Regions from separate parts of the Homo sapiens genome. Here region 1 is linked to region 2. The links are chromatin contacts, found by Hi-C in ENCODE. All regions are on one chromosome and are shown on one strand. Each heading gives the region's core, a stretch centred on a gene start or an enhancer-like site at or near the end of the contact. The rest is flanking DNA. Distances are from core to core; before and after follow the strand shown. Region 1 holds the start of TMC1 (transmembrane channel like 1). Region 2 overlaps KLF9-DT (KLF9 divergent transcript).

The links. A loop is a pair of places that touch in the nucleus more often than their neighbours do. Pooled maps may share reads with other maps.
Region 1: a loop to region 2 is called in a map of CD4-positive, alpha-beta memory T cell, with 6 times the contacts of the local background. The contact joins the promoter of TMC1 here to the enhancer-like site in region 2. A Hi-C loop is called at or near these places in 3 of 168 maps with a recorded cell type or tissue (CD4-positive, alpha-beta memory T cell and naive thymus-derived CD4-positive, alpha-beta T cell) and 9 of 50 pooled maps.

Annotation. Positions count from the first base shown.
Region 1 is chr9:72,518,148-72,524,605 of GRCh38, reverse strand. It overlaps TMC1 (transmembrane channel like 1), which reads right to left and starts at 2,998. Exons shown (of 24, transcript NM_138691.3): 1 at 2,693-2,998. It overlaps LOC101927234 (a long non-coding RNA gene), which reads left to right. Exons shown (of 3, transcript XR_001746721.3): 3 at 789-1,188.
Region 2 is chr9:70,415,819-70,422,085 of GRCh38, reverse strand. All of the region lies in intron 1 of KLF9-DT (KLF9 divergent transcript), which reads right to left. Among named protein-coding and RNA genes, the nearest start is that of KLF9, 4.3 kb to the right of the region's middle. RefSeq lists silencers at 1,643-1,732, 2,663-2,712, 2,813-3,122 and an enhancer at 2,560-3,281. Within about 2 kb of position 1,890, at least 40 of the 41 ENCODE cell types and tissues checked have a DNase peak (open chromatin) inside an H3K27ac peak, as active enhancers do.

The DNA.
Region 1 (6,458 bases), core at 1,749-4,248, 2.1 Mb before region 2:
ATACTGGGTCAAGGATAAGATATAACATGTATTAGAGTTAACAACTATTCCTCGCTTACCTCATTGGGTTGTTATAGTGATCAAATGAGATCGCATCCTTGAGAAGTTTATCATGTATTATTAGTCTCTATTAAAATGTGGTTAATATTACTAGTAATAAAAGTGAACATTTATCTAATAAACATTGGTCAAACACCTTCTACATATCAGGCACTATGGTAAATACTAAAAAGACACTGATCCTGTTTTTCAGGCTCAAAGGAAGTCAAAAGAGCTCAGATAAATTGATGACAATATTTACCCTTAAAATTATTTTTTTCCTTTTTGAGACGTTTGGGCAGAATAAAGGCACAAATTTCTACATGCTATTTTCTTTCTCTATTTTCAAGTACTATGCATCTTTTTAAGTGCCCCATTCTAAACCTGAAGAAAAAAACGACATATCTAAGATTCTGCAAAAGCTCAACTGATTTCAGGCTAGGTGAAGAAATAAAAGATGCTACAGTCTATTAACTGTTGGGACCAAGTATAGTGGCAAGTATTTAATGGGCTCCCCAGCACTGACGAGTGAAAATGGATGATGATAACCTCACTGCAAAGGGTAATAGAAGACTGACCTTGGGCTATGAAAAATGTGTTCTGTAGACTTGTGGCTGCAATTTCAGAGCCCATGATGCCCCTTTCTCACTTTATGCTTCAGTAGCAAAGCATTTACCGGCTTTGAGTTCTTTTAATATAATATGCTGTTTCAGGCCTCTATACATTTTTTTTTTATTCTCTGTTCTTAGCCTGGAACAAGTACAGTTGACTCTGAACAAGTCAGGTTTGAACTGCATGGGTCCACTCATATGAAGATTTCTTTCAACGAAAGCTACCCCGAGTGTGCCTGCCTTTCCTGCCTCCCCTTCCACCTCCTGCACCTCTACCATCCCTGCCACCCCTAAGACAGCAAGGCCAGTCTCTTCTCTCTCCCCCTCCTCCTTCAGCCTATTCAACTTGAAGATGACAAGGATGAAGAGCTTTATGATGATCTACTTCCCCTTAATGAACAGTAAATATATTTTTTCTTCCTTACAATTTTCTTAATAGCATTTTCTTTTCTCTAGCTTACCTTATTGTAAGAATACAGTGTATAATACATAAAACATACAAAATATGTGTTAATAAACTGTTTATGTTATTGGTAAAGCATCTGGTCAACAGTAGGCTGTTAGGAAAGTGTGAGGGTAGTCAAAAGTTAAGCTCAGATTTTTGACTACGCAAGGGTCGGCATCCCTAAACCCCAAGTTGTTCAAGGTCAACTATAATTCCCTATTACTCCTCACTCTTCCTCCCTCCTTCCTCCTCTTCTTCCTTATCCCTTCTCCTTCATTTTCCCCACAGGCTAACTGCAACTCAGCCCACTTCATTTCCTAATTTTTCCTCCTCCCTGCATCCCCCCGAGTCTTTGTGAGATGCTCTTCCCTTCACTCCTGCCAGCCCTATGGCATCATGGCATTATCATGGTGTATGGAGAACTTCTGTCTTATCTGTTTCTCCCACTAACCCAGTGGTTTTCAACTGGAGACAATTTTGCTCCTCAGGGGACATTTGGAAAAGTCTGGAGACATTTTTAATTGTCACTTCTGGGGAAGGGGGTTGATACTGTCATCTACTGAGTAGAAGCCAAGGATGCTGCTAAACATCCTACAGTGCACAGGACAGCCCCTCACAAAAAAGGATTATCAGGCCCCAAAGGCCAATAGTGCTAAGGTTGAGAAACTGCACTAGGCTGAGTTCCTTTAAAATATGACCCTATTCAGCGCTGTTCCAGCAGCTCCACAGACAGTGTCCAGTGCCCAGTAGGAAGGAATCCAAACAGTTTTAATATTACATTTGAAATTTTAATTGAAAAACTCTTCTGACAGCTGTATGTTATAACTAATAAGCAATATGACCACATACCACAATTCAAAGGAAAACCAATATCCAGAGGTAAAGGTGGCTTACACCCATCAGTCTTTGACACTTCCTCCTATCTAGTTCTCTGTATTTCTTCCCTTTCTCCTTTTCTCTTGTCCCTGTGCTCACTGTCCCCCTTTACTGTCATGTTTGTTTGAATTCCACTTCAAAATGGGAATTTGAACAGAGTGCAATAAATTGTCCCACATTTGTTTATTTTAGGAAATCATTGCATTTAATTTTAACATTTAAACATATCAATTAGGCCAGGTGCGGTGGCTCACGCCTGTAATCCCAGCACTTTGGGAGGCTGAGGCGGGCGGATCACGAGGTCAGGAAATCGAGACCATCCTGGCTAACACGGCGAAACCCCGTCTCTACTAAAAATACAAAAAATTAGCCGGGCGTGATGGCGGGCGCCTGTAGTCCCAGCTACTTGGGGAGCCGAGATCGCGCCACTGCACTCCAGCCTGGGAGACAGAGCAAGACTCCGTCTCAAAAAAAAAAAAACTTATCAATTACTGGGTGACATGCTGTGCACTGCAAGAAAAACAAAGATAAATAGGAAACTGGGACTATCCTAACTGGGGGAGATTTCTGTAGCAGTAGAAAAGTAGAGGAAATATAGTTTTATTTCACTAATGTGATTAGGGAATATCTCATGGAGAAAGTCTTCGATTTAGGTCTTCACACATGTTTCATAAAGAATGTTAACACACCACACATAGGTAATAATGTTGTCTTTCCTTACCTGGCATCATTATGAGGGCCACTTTTTGGGGCAATGATTCCTAAATTTCAGCAACTCCTGGAGGGCTTGTGAAAGAAAGCACAGATTGCTGGGTTCTGCCCTCATAGTTTCTGAGGCAGTAGGTCTTCGGTGAAATCAGAAAACTGGTGTTTCTTTTTTCTTTTTTTTTTTGTGACGGAGTCTTGCTCTGTCACCCAGGCTGGAGCGCAATGGCGTGATTTCAGCTCACTGCAACCTCCGCCTTCCGGGTTCAAGCGATTCTCCCGCCTCAGCCTCTGAGTAGATGGGAAACAGTCGCGCGCCATCATGTTTTTGTAGAGGCGGGGTTTCACTCTATTGGCCAGGCTGATCTTGAACTCCTGACCTCAGGTGATCCGCCCACCTCAACCTCCTGAAGTGCTGGGGTTATAGGCGTGAGCCACGGCGCCTGTTTGTTTTTTTTTTTCTAATCAGAGGTTTTGCTCTTGTCGCCCAGGCTGGAGTGCAATGGTGTGATCTTGTCTCACTGCAACTTCTGCCTCCCAGGTTCAAGTGATTCTCCTGCCTCAGCCTCCCAAGTAACTGTGATTTCAGGTGCCCGCCACTACACCCGGCTAATTTTTGTATTTTTAGTAGAGGCGGGGTTTTGCCATGTTGGCCAGGCTGGTCTCAAAACTCCTGACCTCAGGAGTTCGGCCTCCGAAAGTGCTGGGATTACAGGCATGAGCCACTGTGCCCGGCCTAGAAAACTGGTGTTTCCAACAAGTCCTTTGGTGCTGCTGGTGCTACTGCGGGCCTTCTGAGGAGACTTTGAGAACCGCTGCATCAGGATTATCAGCCTGGTAACTCCTGGCCGAAGAAATGCACACCCTTCATTTGGCTAAAAGAAAGAATTTCCAATATTCATAAAGAAAACACAACTTGTGGGTTCTCCAAGCAGGAGAGGAAAAATCATGTTCCAGTCTATTCCTGTAACTAATGAAGGGCTCAGGTTTCAAAGGTAAGTTAATTGTCAGACCCACTTTATTGTACCCAGTGTCCTTGGGAAACATAATTATTTATTGGAAATATGTCACAACTAACATAAGTCTTAAAAATTTGTTAAATTAGAAACAAAATATTGTATTTGCTGATATGTTAAAACATAAGGGCCTAACATTTAGAATTGCACTTCTCATACTCACAACATGTACTCAAAATGCTGTTAACATCTACTTTGATGATTGTTTTGGGTTTACTTGAATCTAATGTTTCCATTTAATAATTCCTTTTTTTTCCCCTTTCCTTTTTTCAATCAATCCTTTCTCTTTTCTATGTTCTATATTCATGTTATCTTAGAATTCCATTTTGGCCTTCTAGGTTCTTTACTTCTTCCTCCAGCCTGTCATTTTCATGTCTTCAGTGATTTCTCAGACTTCTCACAGAAAGTTAACCATTTTTGTGCATCTTGAAACTTTTAACCTTTGATTTGAAGATAAATGCTAATAAATAAATATAATTCTTATGAATACATTATGCACAATGTTAAATTCAAAATGACTGACATGTTTCATGCTGTGTGCTATAGATATGCTAAACTTCATTTCAAACAGACTAAATAAAACACATGGAACTACATGCACTTTTTGTGAACAGCATCTTCATACCTGTTGTTTGTTAATGTCAGCAATTATAAGCTTATAGGTGTGTTTTTCAAGTGATCACTGAAAATAAATGTAGTATGTCTATTGGCAGAACCACTCACACCTACTAATTATTTGAAAAACATGCTCAAACACACAGTAGTGCCTTCTAGAGAAAGCATAGTATAGTCCTCCCTCATTTCCAAGGACAAGAATTCATTTCTTTAAGCTTTCTTCACGAAAGAATGCAATAAAAGAGGAGGAAACTGGGACTTGATTGAAGAAATATCTCTACTGGGAGCATGAACTAATAATGAGTGACTCTAAGAAATCTCTCACAGGCATTTTTATTTTTGGCTTTTGTTGTTGTTGTTTGGTTGGTTTTCATTTGTTTTTTATTTTTATTTTTTATTTTATTTTTATTTTTTGAGGCAGAGTCTCGCTCTGTCACCCAGGCCAGAATGCAGTAGCACTGTCGTGGGTCACTGCAGTCTTTGCCTCCCAGGTTCAAGTGATTCTCCTGCCCCAGCCTCCTGAGTAGCTGGGATTACAGGCACCTGCCATCATGCCCAGCTAATTTTTGTATTTTTGTAGAGACGGGGTTTCACCATGTTGACCAGGCTGGTCTTCAACTCCTGACCTCACGTGATCTGCCTGCCTCAGACTCCCAGCTGTTTTTTTATTTTTTAATTTTAATTTCATTTTTTATTTTTTGGGGGACAGGGTCTCACTCTGTCACTCAGATTGGAGTGCAGTGGTGTGATCTCAGCTCACCGCAACCTCCGCCTCCTGGGTTCAAGCGATTCTCCTGCCTCAGTCTCACGAGTAGCTGGGATTACAAGTACACACCACTACCGCCCAGCTAATTTTTGTATTTTTATTAGAGATGGGGTTTCACCATGTTAGCCAGACTGGTCTTGAACTCCTGACCTCAAGTGAGCCACCCACCTCAGCCTCCCAAAGTGCTGGGATTACAGGCGTGAGCCACCGCGCCCAACCTGTTTTTTCTTTTTACCGTCACTAAAACAAAGGCAGCACATGCAATTGTCAGTGCCATTTGGCATCTTAAATTAAGACTGAAGACTGCAAAATCCATTTCCTGTTTTCATCCCCTGCTTAATATGAATTTTTCAAAAGACCACTTCCCCTAAGTTACAATAAGAAAATTAGAAATTAATTTGCTTTATCACAAATGGCTTGCATGCTGAGGCATTGTTTAAATGTGTCTGGTCCTTTCTGATTTTTATAACTTAGAGCTGTAAGTCCTGTCATTTCAGTTTACACCATAGTTTTAGGGACACAGAAATTTAAAAGCGAATGTCCGGAAGGCTCTCTGGAATGCTGGCCTACTTTGCACAACTGAGGGGCTATTGTTCAAATCTTTTCTGTAGTATACATGTTAATATATCTTGGGCTCTTTCCAGAAGTTATTCTGGCTAAAGGACATCGGAAGCACATCTGAGTTCTCATTCTAATAAAGAAAAGAATGTAGTACCAAGGCAGTAGTTGCTTTCTCAGCTGTCTTTACCTCCTCCAATGTTTTACTGGAAAAACCTCCTCATTTATTTATATTTATATACCAATCATGACATCTATCTGGTGATAACCATGTGCTAGGTTTTGTAAGCATTATTCCATTTATTTATTTATTTATTTATTTATTTTGAGATGGAGTCTCGCTCTGCCACCTAGCTTGGAGTGCAGTGGCGTGATCTCAGCTCACTGCAACCTCCACCTCCAGGGTTCAAGCGATTCTCCTGCCTCTGCCTCCTGAGTAGCTGGGATTACAGGGGCACACCACCACACCTGGCTAATTTTTGTATTTTTTGTAGAGACGGGGTTTCACCATGTTGGTCAGGGTGGTCTCAAACACCTGACCTTGTGATCCGCGCGCCTCGGCCTCCCAAAATGCTGGGATTACAGGCGTGAGCCACTGCACCTGGCCTATGTTAAAACTACCTTATGAGCTAGTTATTAGTGCCATCCTCATTTTATGTATGAGGAAATGGAGGTTTGTAGAAGTTTAGTACCTTGCCCAAGGTTGCACAATTAATGAGTGATCAGGGGAGGATTGGAACCCACTTTTGACACCCGAGCCAGAGCCCTTAGGCACCAAGCTGGGCCACCATTCTCCTTACTTCTTTTTTTCCAAGTGTTCTCAATAA
Region 2 (6,267 bases), core at 641-3,140:
GAGTCAGGTGCTAGAATCTTCGGGGAATGAGGGGGAGTGCAGGAGAGCCTGCAGATGACAGCCACAAAGCGGAGGTGGTATAGTCTGATGGCAGGTACTTCAAAGCAGCTGGGGTGGAGGGGGAAGAAAGAAGAGTCTATCTTGGTGAATAATTCTCCTGCCAAGGGTTTGTTCTGAATTCCACTCTCTAGTATCTCACCAAGCTTCCTTCCCTCTTTTGGCAGCTGAGAGGCCATCCAGGGTAAGGATTTTTTCAGGGTCGTGGGGTCAGAAGGAAACCAGCAAACAGTCAGGACTTTTATTCCCTCTTCTCTGCTACCAAAATACCAAGGCAGTGTTTTGGGTATTTAAAAGAACATTTTAAATGTCCTTGTTTGTTTCTGCCTCTGTGCAACATTGTGCTGGGAAGGACAGGGAGCTGGTAACCATGGCAGTGGAGCAGAGGGTGGTGGTGAAGAGGTGGTTTTTAAATGGGGTGAACTTCAGGCAGGCGGCACCCAGAGCTGGAACCCCCACGGCCTCCTTGGAGTCCTTTGTTCATTCAGCTTACTTAGGGAGAGAGCCTGCATTCTTCCCCGCTGTGAAGCAAGCTTTGAAAGGAAAGGTTTTGCCAGACTCCATAAGGAGAGGGTGTGTCCCTAGGAGCAGGTTTTGGGGTTCTGCCTGAAAACCTTGGTCGGCAGAGAATTTTGGGCACCCTGTTACGAACAGGACAGTCTGTGATGGCAAAGAAGCCAGCTCTGCAGCATCCTGGATGCAGAGTTCTTACACACCGTTAGCTGTCTCACCACTTCTCCCTGGACAGGTGGCCACTCGTGGGGGTGGCCCAGAATCCTGGCCAAAAAAGACAGCCAGGCAGGGCCCCCACAGGAAGGTAGCTGGCAGGGGAGTCAGGAGGAGAGGAAGGGGGAGGGAAGCAGTCACCTCTTCCACGTTCCTGGATAGGGAGCCTTAAGACCCTTTTCAGGACAAATAAGTGCCCCCCAAAAAGCGGACACAGGGCAAGGCAGGACAGGACAGGGCAAACCTGGGGCACAGCTCGGGGCCAGGGAAGTCCCATGACTGCAGTGTTCAGCTGCAGGTTTCCCAGCTGCTCTGGGCGGGAAGCGGCGCCGGGAGATGGGGGCGGGGAGAAGGGAGGGGAAAAGAGGAGGAGGGAAGTAAACAGGAGACCACAGAGAGAGCCAGTTCCCGGCGTTCAGAGAACACTAGCCGCCTCCGGTCCCCGGTGGGTGGCTGTATGTGTGGAAATGAAACTGGGAGGAGGAGGGAGAGAGGGAAGAGCGGGCACGCACTTCTCGGCTGTCATCCACCTTGCCTCTTCCGACCCTCCAGCCCGCTCCCCACCGGGGTAGGGGGTTGGGGGAGGTGGGAGGAAAACAGTTCAGCAAACGCCCACCTCCAAGTACCAGTAGCTGGTTCAGCTGTCGGTGAATCAGACACTGTCTCAGCAGCTTGTCACCTGCGCTTGGGAGGGGAACAGAGGGCAACCTTGGAACTTGGGAGGGGGAGGTTGGGAAAGTGCAGGATCCAGCACTGGGCCTGGGCCTGGGCGTAGGGGTGACGCCTACGGCTCGGAAAAGGGCTATCCACCTCCCTACACCTACACACGTCTCGACCCAGTACCCGGACGCCGAGTAGAGGGGGTGGGACAAGAGCATGGGGGCCGTACAGAAGGGGGAACTGGAAGAAGGGGAGGGGAGAATGGGTTGGGGGTGTGCTGCGGCGGGAAGCGCTGGGTGCCGGGCGGGCGCGGCCGCGGGGAGAGCTGCTGCCCGGTGCCTGCCCGCGCGAGGTTATGCGAGGTAACCGAGCGGAGAGGAGGAGGGAGGCGGCGGGGGCCGCGGGCCGGGGTGTCTGGCACTCGTTGGACAAAGAGATGATGAAACGTGAGCGCTATATTTACCAAGGGGGTGGAGACGGGGCGGGGGGGGCGGAGAGTAAAAAGGACAAACTGTTCCACAACAACCACAGGAAACACAGCCCATTCTGACTCACTGGGAGGGCCACACCGAACCCCTCGCAGGCTTAGCCTGAAGGCAGACGCGGGGCGCAGGTGCTCCCGGGACCGGACCGAACCTGGGCTGGGGCTGGATTGATTTATAAATAAAGGCACATTCGATCCAAGAGTGCGTGTGTGCGTGCGTGTGGTTCTTGTGGGGTAGGGGAGAGCACGGAATGGCAGGAATGTTTCCTAACCCCTTGGCCGGGCCATCGCGGGAGAGATCTGCCGGCAAACTCTGGGAGCGCAATTCCTGCAAAGTCATCTCCTCCCGCACAGCCTGGCCGGCCTGCCCGCCACGCCCCGCCCGGGGACAGCAGCACCCGCCTCCCCCACTCCCTCCCCACCCCCGCAGCCCATGGAGTTGGGGTGCGGTGCTTGCTATGTTTAGAAGCTGATGTCATCTCGACACCCTACTCTGCAGTGTTCCTAGGAGGACCGCAGGGCAGGTTTTCCTCTTCCTCGCGGGCGTGGGGGATGGAAGGTGGCCAAGGTGCCCTGCCCTCTCCCCAACACAGGAACCCCACACCCATCTACCCGGGAGATTAAAAGAAAAAAAAATGCAACACCGCCAGAGTTATGAAACAGGGTGGCGGGGGCGGTACGTGCACGCGGAGAGCGCAAAGCAAGGGCCTGGGCCGCGCGGGGCTCCCCCCCGGTCCCCGCCCACTCCCACCCCCGCGCTCCCGGGTGCAGGGGCTAATTTCAAGGTTAGCTCACGTGGGCGTGGGCGCCCGGAGCTCCTTGCACGAGTTTGGGGCGGGTTCCTGGTCCCCCAATCTAGGGCAGTTTGTTCAACTGCAGTAAAGGGAGCTTGATGTTCCAGCAGGGAAGGGATTTCTGAGAACTGGGACTGTCCTCAGATGAACTCGCCTCCTCAGGCTGCTGCGGCGGCGGCCGCCTGCGGAAGACTTTTTAAAAGGGCGATGCCAGGCCGGGGCGCGCGGTCCACGAGTGGCTGAGTCGCCCGCCAGTCCGCGGCCGGAGCCGAGCGCCCGCCCCCGAGCGCGGGTGATTCACCGAGTGCCGCGCTGGGCCGGTCGGAGCGCGGGGGGCTGCGAGCTAAACTTATCCTCCTGCATATGCATGAACGGGCGGCCTTTCTGCGCTGCAGAGGAGAGGGCTGGAGTTTTGCGGAAGGCTGCTAAGTGGGGCGGGAGCAAAGTAGGGCGGCGTGCAAGTTTTCGCGCTTGCCTGAGCGCCCTTCCCCCTCCAGCCCCTGGGTGTTAGCTGTCATTATGGCCACGGGCGTTCCACCAGATCGGGCTTTACCTGATTGTATTTCAAAATCCAGGAACATCGCCATTGTTGGAAGCTTTATCCCTTTAGCCTCTCCCCTCCTCAAGCTCGCCTCCTTCTCTAATTCCCCTGCTTTCAACAAAATGAACACTGGTTTCCTCCACATATGTTCCGTGTGCCTAGGTGGGGTCGCTGGAGCTGGAGGGGCTGGGCCCTGAAAGGGAGAGGTCTGGATGCAGCCCAGAATGAGGTCCAACACGTGATCCTCTACCCCCAGTGGGCCATCTGTTCTCCTCCTTCCTTCCCGCCTGGAGGCTGGCAGTTCTGCCCGGCACGGTCCACCCCTCCCAGCAGGAAAGAGTGAGAAAAGCCAGAACTGGCAGAACCCAATACCTACAGAGTGTGATTTTAGCCTGAACTTCCCTGGTCCTTGAGCAGGGGTGACACCCGGCAATCTGTATTTTAAATCGAGCGCCAGGTGATTAGCTCCACCCTGCAAGGTGGGGAAACCCTGCCTTGGGGCACAGTTTGAATAAAAATCTCCAGGGGAGGGGCCTGGGAATCTGTGCTGCATATGCCAGGAAGTACCTTACTCCCCGCTAGGGTGAAAAATTTACCTTGGGCCAGGCGCGGTGGCTCACGCCTGTTAATCCCAGCGCTTTGGAAGGCAGAGGTGGGCGGATCACCTGAGGTCAGGAGTTCGAGACCAGCCTGGCCAACATGGCGAAATCCCGTCTTTACTAAAAATACAAAAATTAGCCGGGCATTGTGGCGCATGCCTGTAATCCCAGCTACTGGGGAGGCTGAGGCAGGAGAATCGCTTGAACCCTGGAGGCGGGGGTTGTTGCAGTGAACCGAGATCGTGCCATTGCACTCCAGCCTGGGCGACAGAGCGAGACTGTCTCAAAAATAAATAAATAAATAAAATAATACAATTTACCACGGAAAAAGAATAGGTTATTTGAACCCCCATTCCACTTTCTACAAACCAGCTTGAAGAAAGAAAAATCGAGACTATAAAATTAAGGAAGGGATTTTGAACACATTTATATTTGTGTCTGCTACCCATTAAATGTTGATTTAAGGTTTTCTGACCTTCACTGCCATAAAGAGCAGTATTTGTAGATGTACAGCAGATGAGATGGTATTTAAAGAACCCAAGTCTTGCCCCAGTTTTTTTCTCTAGGATTTTTTTTCTTTTGTTTTAGATCCCTTGAGTGTTTGGAGTTTGGGAGGAACTATTGGAGATTTATTAATCTAATCTCATCAATTTACAGATAAGGAAATAGCTCCCAGAGATTGTCTGAGGTTAGAGTTTATCTCAGACCCAAAGGCCAGCTCCTCACAGTGGTCTACAACGCTGAAACAGCTGACTGTAGGCACTACTTCTTATTAGAGCTAATAATGATAATACTGTAATTATTTTAGGATGCACAGAAAACAAGGCTGATATGTTCTGGCTACAGGCCCATAAGCCATTGTTTTGAGAACTTTGATAATAAAGCAAATTCTTAGGCAGAATTTAGAGAGGAAAGCATAAACTAGAAGCACACTTACAGTCTGAATTTTCATGCTCCTTCCGGTTGGTTTGTTTGGATTTTGAAAATGTGTATTTACAAAGACTAACTTGGGGGAAAACAGCCCTCTTACATTTATGTGGCATAATATATACTTTAGTGATAAATTATTTTAATTAGGAATGATTCATATTAATTTGGGATCATTTATTTTGCCAACATTTAATTGGGACAACCACATGCTGGCAAAACAGCCCAAGCCGGTTTTAATCATAAAACTATTATAATACGCATTCCAACACCCCCAAGGAAACTTCACTGTTGAAAATAGAAGAAAAAAATCCTGACATAGAAATAATTATTTGCTGATATGTTATTTTATATATACGTTTTTAACATATAAACTTCATGGAGGACAGAGTCTCTTTTCATTTCTGTATTCCCCCATGCCTAGCTCATTGCCAGGAACATAAATATCTGGAGAATGAATGAGTGGAAAAGGAGAAAAAAGAGAAAGCATTCTACAGTTCTAGAATTGCTGGGTTTAAAAAGATATTCTAAATCAAGTCAAGCAGCAGTTATGTTTGTAAATGTGTGAGAAATTCATGTAGATGAAATCTCAGTTTTCTTTCATTACTTTCTTTTGTAACTCTGAAATGAGTGAGTTTGGAGAATTCAGTGTTTATGTCCAGTTCAAACAAAGTGAAATTAAAGGGAATTAAAGAAAAGCTGGCAAGGAGTAAGGAAGGGAAAAGTTTATATTTTTAAAAAACCTAAAGTGACTGATGTATTCAAATTCCTGGATTATATAATCTTCAAGGAAAGATACAGACTTTTCCTCTATTCTGGAATAATGATGATGGTGGTCCTAGGGCTGTCTATAGATGTCCAGGCCCGAGCAGTCTGTTTCACCAGTACAATCCCAGTTAAAATGCAAGTCTGAGGGGTTGTACAGGCCATGATCATAGAGATCCTGGAGAGATCCCGCTGGTATATGCACTGGGCCTTGAGGCAGGCAAAGGTGCAATTTCTAAGTGATCGTGTATCCTAGGGGACAAAATTTGTCCCAGAAAAATCATGAAGTAGGCAAACTCCCCTGGGCTTCAGTGAATTCTTTTCTAAAATTAAGAGATTAAGTTCTAAAAATGCAAGAACTCCAAGATGGCTTGGAGTTTTTTATACACTGTATACCTACCTTACAGGGATGCATGCAGGGTGCTTGGTACAGGGCCTGACACAGAGTAAGCCCTCCATGAAAGGGGTCGGTGATAATGATGCTGATGGTGATGATATTCTTGGTTGCCCAGTATCCCCTATCTACACCTTTCTTCCACCTGCAGTCACCTACTGCAATATCTTCCCTGTACCACTTTAATATTTTTGTTGTTGTTTTCTTTATTTTTTTAAGCTGTACACTTTTATTGAACTGGTCTTGTCAGGTTTGTTATTTTTTAATTAAAATCTATTATACTCTTACTTACCTGAGCCACCCTTAGTTATGATTTAAAA